Linked DNA regions of Homo sapiens: all the other regions are linked to region 2. A link is a loop called in an ENCODE intact Hi-C map of the cell type or tissue named here. Cell type or tissue: IMR-90. All regions are shown on one strand.

Region 1 (2,500 bases), 92 kb after region 2:
TCCATTATGATAAAAAGTTGAAAGAGAAACTCTACATTAGTTTTAGAGAACCAACCCCATCACACAGACAAGTTACGCCCACTATATACACAGGCTTGATACTTCATTGTTCATAAGAAGGAAAGTAGCATGCTGAAGAAAGAACTGTGTTCTGTTCATTCAGTCAATAAACTATTGTTGGGTAGTGCAGGCAGCATGGTTAAAAAGACATATAGGATAAGGACCTTAGTGGAGGAGAGAGAGAAGGAAAGCAGACCACTGCAATACAGTGTAGTGAGGGCTGAGACAGATATTATGGGAGTACACAGGGATGGCCCCTAAACCACACCAGGGATTTCTGTGGCATATGCCCTTGCTGTAGATACTTGCTATGTCAGCCTTCACATTTCTTGTCTTCTTTTTTTGTTTGTTTGTTTTTTAGAGACAAGTTCTGGCTCTGTTGCCCAGGCTGGAATGCAGAAGTGCAATCATAACTCACTGCAACAGTCCAACTCCTGGGCTCAAATGATCATCCTACCTCAGCCTCCCAAGTAGCTGAAACTAAAAGGCATGTGCCACCATGCCCAGATATTTTTAAAGTAGAGACAAAGTCTCCCTGTGTTGCCCAGGTCTCAAACTCCTGGACTCAGGCATTCTGCCCACCTCAGCCTTCCAAAGTGCTGGGATTACAGGTGTGAGCCAACACGCCTGGCCAGCCTTGACACTTCAACATTATAGCTATCTAATTTAGTCTCAAAATAGGTATTACTAGTATCAACTTCCTTTTATCTCCACTGGTCTCTTTCGTCCCATTTTCTCTTCAGCTAATGAGGAAATCAGCGTAAGATTTAAATGATGGTCTTAACACAATGAATTAAGAAAAACTAACAGCCACAAAGGAAAAAAAAATTGTCAGCGACTATTTTTTCAACTCTTCATTATCTACACTAATAGGTGTAGATAAGATGCAGCTGAAGAGCGTTCAAAGCTATATTTCCCCTTTGGTTGACAGTTTTCCCATCCAGCCCTTTTCCAGAATTGCTTCTGAAGAGCAACAAACGTGTGTTAAGTTGTTTGTTCCCCTCTGTCTTTCACGTGTTGCTCTGATGCAGGGGGGATCTCTTTTTACACCATTCTAACAGGAGCTGTACAGCACAGCAGAGATGCTGAAGGTCATGAAAACAGAACAGCTCCCAGGTTCCACCTCTGCAACGTTCCTGAGACTATACCCACTAGCAAAATCTCCCTTCAGGTAAGAATGGAGGGAACGCCCATTCTGTACAACCTGTAGGACAGCAGAATGAGACAAGAGCCATCTACTGGCATTTGTGAAGTATACAGCAAGGGAACTAATTTAGCATAGTGGTTGTAGGTCCTTAAGACACAAAGGATGCATGGACATGCAAGAATCCCAGTATAATTTTACCTTGACAGAAGGAGGTTCAGGCTCAGTCTTTGGCACTGGTTCAAGAGGTGGAGACGGAGGAGGAGGTGGGGATGGTGACTCAGCTTCATAAGCCCCAGGAGAGTCTGGAAAGACTGAAATAATGAAACGGACTTAGATCAGAGAACTACAAGCACTATCTGGTATAAAGCCTTCTCCATTGGTTCTCTAAATTGACATGTCCAGCAAAGGGGATTTAGCAAGCAGTAATTCATGACAACCAAGAACTCTGTAGTTATATAGTTATCTTTAAAATACATATTTTATTAATTTTATACAAATAAAATCAGAGAATCAAGAATTATTACAGCCGGAAGTATCTTAGCTAAATATTTTCTTTTATAGCTAGTCAGGTTATGAAGTTGGTTTACAAATATCCACTTATCGCCTTTCATATGCCATGTATTTCACTTTATTCTTACAACAACTCTAAGAGACAGATTTTCTTATTTGCACATTACAGTAAATAGAGGTTCAGAGGGGTTCCTAAACTTGCCAAGGTCACACAGCTTATAACTGAGACAGGAGGTTTTAAGCCTAAGTCAATCCAATTCTACAGCCTTGCTATTCCAACTATCCCATGCCGCCTTACCATTGAGGACAAGACATTATCTCTCAAGATCTATGTGGAGATAATCCTCAGGTTATAACAAATGTTCCATGCCAGAGTCTTTCACTGTGACCTAAGGGTTACTTTTAATCACCTGAGATGTTTCTTAGACTGAAAATTTCCAGCTGATGTTAACAGTATAAACTTGGAGGTGGGTGAAGTCATCTTTTAAACAATTATCATTATTTAAGCTCTGACAACTAGGACCTACTTAATATTTTGCATATTTCTAGTGACTGCTTCACTGATAAGGTTTGTTCTGCTACAGTGAGGTTAACAGGAAAGAACACTTTTAGGAAAAAAATACTGCTGTGGAAGTGGCATCACCCAAGAAATGAGCACCACCAGAGGGATCCCATCATTTCTCAACAATTGCAGAATTGGTGGTCTTAGTAAACAGCCCATGAGAGGGGAAGTAAAAATCCTCAACTGACCTATTACTCAATCACCACAAAGAAAGTGCTGGT
Region 2 (2,500 bases):
CAGTGCTAACGGATGGAAATGTTCAAGTCTGTGTGGTATCAGGCTCCTGAGGTGTCGGAGCCCTGAAGAATGCCAAGGGCCTGTGAACACAGGTAACAGTTTGCTCCTCAGGCTATTCAAACAAAAAGTATTCTCTCTTTGGTTCTATTTCCAGCCATAGATTGAGCCCTAATCCCAATACAGACTAAGTTGCAATTCCAGCCACAAGCCAAGCCCTAGTCCTCCAACCTTGGCCACAGGTTGAACACCAATTCCACCCCTATACAAGACCCCTTACCCAGGCTGGGTCCCTGACCTGGTTACTGACCAGTACTGGTCCCAGCCCCAGGCTGAGCCACAGACATGTGTGATGCTGGTCACTCTAGACACTCGGCTCTTTGTGGATGAGTGTCCACCAGAGGCCTACTATCTTCTTACCTCCCTCTTCAGTGCTTTCTGCCCTACTCCTCTCAGCTCCTCTCTTTGGTTCTCTTCCCTAATTGTCCCTTGTAGGTGTCTAGTATGCTCTGCTTTCTCTTCCCTCCCTCCATCCAATCCTGCTTTCAGGAGAGTCAGTTACCAAGTAAAAACATGGGGCTGGGTGCAGTGGCTCACGCCTGTAATCTCAGCACTTTGAAAGGCCGAGGTGGATGGATTACTTGAGCCCAGGAGTTTGAGACCAGCCTGAGAAACATAGCAAGACCCTGTCTCTAGAAAAAATAAAGAAATTAGCCTGGCATGGTGGCACATATCTGTGGTCCCAGCTATTCGGCAGGCTGAGGTGGAAGGATTGCTTGAGCCCAGAAGATGGGGGCTGCAGTGAGCTGTGATTGCACCACTGCACTCCAACCTGGGTATCACAGTGAGACCCTGCTGAGAAAAAAACAATCCATGTATTTTTTTTCTTCAAGGGTTTTGTTTATTATGGGAATCGAAGCTTTCGTTCCCAGGTGATGAATTCCGGACCCTAGACGCAGGCATGGGACAGGAAGGGAGCTCCGCTGGTAGGATGTGATGTGGAGGGCAAACCTGGAATCAGAAAGTCATGGATCCAGCCCTGGCTGTGCCATCAATTCCAACTGTGACCCTGGACAGGTTGCCTTTCTCTACCTCTCAGTTTTCTCCCCTGTAAAGTGAGATGGTTGGACTCAAGTGGATGATTATTGAGGACCATTCTAGTTTTAACACTTCGTAATTCTAAGTCTCCAAAACCCAAAGGTGTGGTTGCCTTGATTCCGAGTCCACTCTGGCCTTTGGAATAGGGATGTGGGAGGGTGGTACTCCTGCCCTGCCAGGGAGGAGTGGACAGGCAGACCCTCAGACACCAGAAAAAAGTGCCTGGATGGCCTGGGGCAGTGAAGGTAGTGGGAGACCGGCCAGAGGGGACCTGCTTGTCTGTCCAGCTTAGTCGCATCCCCATCTACCTGTGCAGGTGTGCATGAGGCAGTGGGGAGCACCTAAGTGAAGGCCTGAAGTCCGGCTCCAGGCTGACTTCTCTCTGGATCTCTGACTGGGCCGTTCTGCACCTCTCCTCTCCCACCAGCAGAGGTCTCTGCCTCACTCACTGGCGCACAGGCTGCTGAGCCTGAGCCCGGCAACAGCTGCGCAGTTGCTCCAGCTGTTGCACCTGTTCCAGGACTGGCCTCTCAAGTTCCCCCAGCCGCCAACCATGGCGCCGGACTCTGGGAGAGGGACCTTGAATCCTTCATATTCTCAAAGAAAAGGACTGGCATGACAGCGGTGCCCCTGGGAGGTGTAGTACAGAGATCATTTCAGGCGTCCCCCTTCCTCTGTCCAGGACCCCATCCTCATTCTTGTACTCAGGAGTTCTTTTTTGTGTCTCGCCAGAAGCCTTCTGTTTACAAATTAAGGCCATTTCTTCTAGTCCTGCCTAGTAGGGGATGGGTGTCCCTGTAAGCATTCTCTCCACATCTGACGACTGGCATTGAAGATTGTGCTGGAGTGAATCAAGCTTAGTCAAGTCCTGATCTCTCTCTGGGACTCAATTTCCCACAAAGGAAACAGGGGACTGGATGTCTCTGAGTCCCTAGCTTTCTACGATTCTATGAATCTAAGCATATATGTCCAAGGCAGAAAAAAATGTGAACAGTCCCCACCCTGTTTCCTGCCCTTTAACAGGTAACAGAGCTGCCTTTCCTGGTTTGATAGTTCTCTCCCTAGAGGCCCTTCTATGTTCCTGTATGTCTGTCATGTGCCAGAGGGAAAAGTCAGGTTCAGAGAAATGCAGTTCCTTTCTCCGGGTTGCACAGCTCAGCCACTGAGGAGCTGAGGCTTTTCTTCTGATTTCCTTAAGAGGCCTCTCCCACCGGGTGCCAGAGCCCAGAGCAGAGCTTATGTCTCAGAGGGGAGCAAGTTTGTTTGTGTGAAGAGGGGATTATAAATAAATAGAGAAAGTATGGCTGTGTGGGTGTGAGGGAAGAGATGTAAACGTTCTACATTCCTGGGCAGCCTGGCTCACTCAGGTTTCCTGAGTTCTTGCAGCCTGGGGACAGGCCAGCCA
Region 3 (2,500 bases), 270 kb after region 2:
CCAGCCCAAACTTCCAAATAAAATATGGAACGCAATTGGGTGTAAGAATGAATGGTTAGGTGATGAATGCCATAAGGATTTTGAGAAATGAAATTGACTAGGAGGAGTCAGACACTTGAATTCATTTAGCTTTTAAAACCCTCATAACAACCCTATGTAGTAAGTAGGTATTCCTTACAAGTATTTCCACAGAGGTGTTTCTGCTGTAGCACCTTCATGTACCTTCAGCCCAGTTTAGGTCCCATGGTAGAACTTGAGAGAGGTAGAACTTGAACTGGGCTTTGAAAGCTAGGACAGAGCTAAATGGGCAGAGTGAATGAAGGGATCAAGATCAGGGAAGCTTGGAGGCAGATGTTGGGGAGCTCCCTCCTGGAGAGGGCAGGTAGGCTGGGGAGACAGCAGGAAGCAGGCCTCCTGGGGCTACTCCATGACTTCAGTGTCCCCAGTGGAGAAGGCTCCCCTTCACACAGTCCTCACACTCCATGGGCATAATCATAAAATAATACAAATTATTTTGGTTGTGAGTTACAGGCACCTGATGTATATTAGCATAAGTACAAAAGGGAATTTCTGAGGTGTATGGGGTAGCTCAAAGTTTAAAGAAGGAGCTGCAGACACCAGGGCAACTCCAGGGATCTCGGGGCCTGGAACAACGGATCTGTCTGAATTCACAAACTAAGAACTTGGTATGTTTCCTTACACACACCCAGGTTGGACTAAATAAAAATCTAGGATTTGAAGGGAGTAAAATTTAAACATTCTAATATCCTATGGTGGCCAGGCGCAGTGGCTCACGCCTGTAATCCCAACACTTTGGGAGGCTGAGGAGTGTGGATTACTTGAGGTCAGGAGTTCGAGCCAGCCTGACCAACATGGTGAAACCCCATCTCTTCTAAAAAAACCCACAAAATTAGCCAGGTTTGGTGGTGCACGCCTGTAATCCCAGCTACTTGGGAGGCTGAGGCAAGAGAATCTCTTGAACACGGGAGGCAGAGGTTCCAGTGAGCCAAGATCGCACCATTGCTCTCCAGCCTGGGCAACAAGAGTGAAACTCCGTCTCAAAAGATATCTATATCTATATATCTATATCTATATATCTATATATCTATATATCTGTATCTCTGTATCTCTGTATCTCTGTATCTCTATATCTCTATCTCTATCTCTATCCATATCCTATGGTATAGGCACTTCACGCAGCCCTCCCTCCAACCCAGTCGTCTGGGAGCCTGTCCTGCCACCTCTTGTAGGTCAAAGCCTGTAGGAGCTTTGTCTTCCCAGGTTCTGCCCTCTGCTGGCCAAATCTCGGCACATCGCCTTAAGCCCTCAAAGCAAAACCAATCATGGATTCAACAGGTATTGTTGAGTGCCTACTATGTGCCACGCATTCACCTAGGCACACTTGGAATACATAAGTAAACAAAAACATCCCAGAAATCCCTGCACTAATACTTAAGAGCATTTACTCCATGCCAGGCATTGGTCTCAGCGTTTTACACACTTGAATTCATTTAGCTTTTAAAACCCTCATAACAACCCTATGTAGTAAGTAGGTATTCCTTACAAGTACTTCCACAGAGCCCAGTTGTTTTTGACCTAGCACCTTCATGTACTTTCAGCCCAATTTAGGTCCCATGGTACGCACAGCCCAGAGCATGGATCTGAACAGTCTCCAGAGATGAATGAGAAAGTGATTTGGGAAAAGGATGGCAGAGTACTGACACCAGTGGCCTGAAGTTGGGTTTCCTAGAAACAGACCTTGAGGCAGAATTTTTTTTTTTTGAGACAGGGTCTCGCTCTGTGGCTCAGGCTGGAGTGCAGTGGCCTAATCAGGGTTCACTGCAGCCTCGATTTCCCAGGCTCAAGCGATCCTCCCGCATCAGCTCCCCAAGTAGCTAGGACTACAGGCGTGTTCCATCATATCCAGCTAATATTTTATTTTAGTAGAGATGAGGTCTCGCTATGTTGCCCAGGCTGGTCTCAAACTCCTGAGCTCAAGCAGTCCTCCCGCCTCAGCCTTCCAAAGTGCTGAGATTACGGACGTGAGCCACCACACCTGGCCATCTGACAGACATTTATTGATGGGAAGTATTTTTCAGGAAAAACCTGCAAGGGAGAGAGTGGAGTAGACAGGAAAGGGAAAGCATCATACAAAGTGTGTCTCGGTCACATCTAGCCTTGGCCTGATCCACGGGGAACTGTCATATATGGTGGCATAAGTCCCACAGCAGAATTACACTCCCTTGAGGCAAGGCAGCTGGCCTTTTGTATCCCCAAAGCAGCCAGTCATTGGTTGTGGGCCACCCTGGCAGGGAAGAGGGACAAGAGGGTTTTGAGGAGGTTCCCATCAGCTGTGGGGAAGGGAACAGCTGTGAGCTACTGCAGAATAGAGCAGTGGAAGAAAGGTAAGCAAAGGAGTGCTCTTGGTTGGAGACTAGCAATAGCCTCGTTCCTTGGGAAGGTTCTGAAGCTCTTTTTTCAATCACAGAATTGGCCCCAC

Evidence for each region. Peaks named below come from ENCODE experiments on the same cell type or tissue, not always from the same donor. Only the 100,000 strongest peaks of a DNase experiment are listed, where the experiment ranks them.
Region 1: a loop joins it to region 2, with 4 times the contacts of the local background. A loop is called at or near these places in 65 of 110 quality-filtered maps.
Region 3: it touches region 2 in a loop (8-fold over the local background); 30 of 110 quality-filtered maps call a loop at or near these places.

The regions. Positions count from the first base shown.
Region 1 is chr11:74,633,601-74,636,100 of GRCh38, reverse strand. It overlaps POLD3 (DNA polymerase delta 3, accessory subunit), which reads right to left. Exons shown (of 12, transcript NM_006591.3): 10 at 1,406-1,518. Among named protein-coding and RNA genes, the nearest start is that of POLD3, 42 kb to the right of the region's middle. In IMR-90, a CTCF peak has its summit at 1,287 (motif pointing left); a DNase peak (open chromatin) is centred at 1,450.
Region 2 is chr11:74,725,779-74,728,278 of GRCh38, reverse strand. The region is part of intron 1 of CHRDL2 (chordin like 2); the gene reads left to right. Among named protein-coding and RNA genes, the nearest start is that of CHRDL2, 4.4 kb to the left of the region's middle. In IMR-90, a CTCF peak has its summit at 1,518 (motif pointing right); DNase peaks (open chromatin) are centred at 1,568 and 2,358; H3K27ac peaks cover 601 bases; H3K27me3 peaks cover 121 bases.
Region 3 is chr11:74,452,376-74,454,875 of GRCh38, reverse strand. It overlaps KCNE3 (potassium voltage-gated channel subfamily E regulatory subunit 3), which reads left to right. Exons shown (of 3, transcript NM_005472.5): 3 at 1-35. Among named protein-coding and RNA genes, the nearest start is that of KCNE3, 14 kb to the left of the region's middle. In IMR-90, a CTCF peak has its summit at 1,287 (motif pointing left); a DNase peak (open chromatin) is centred at 1,275; H3K27me3 peaks cover 564 bases.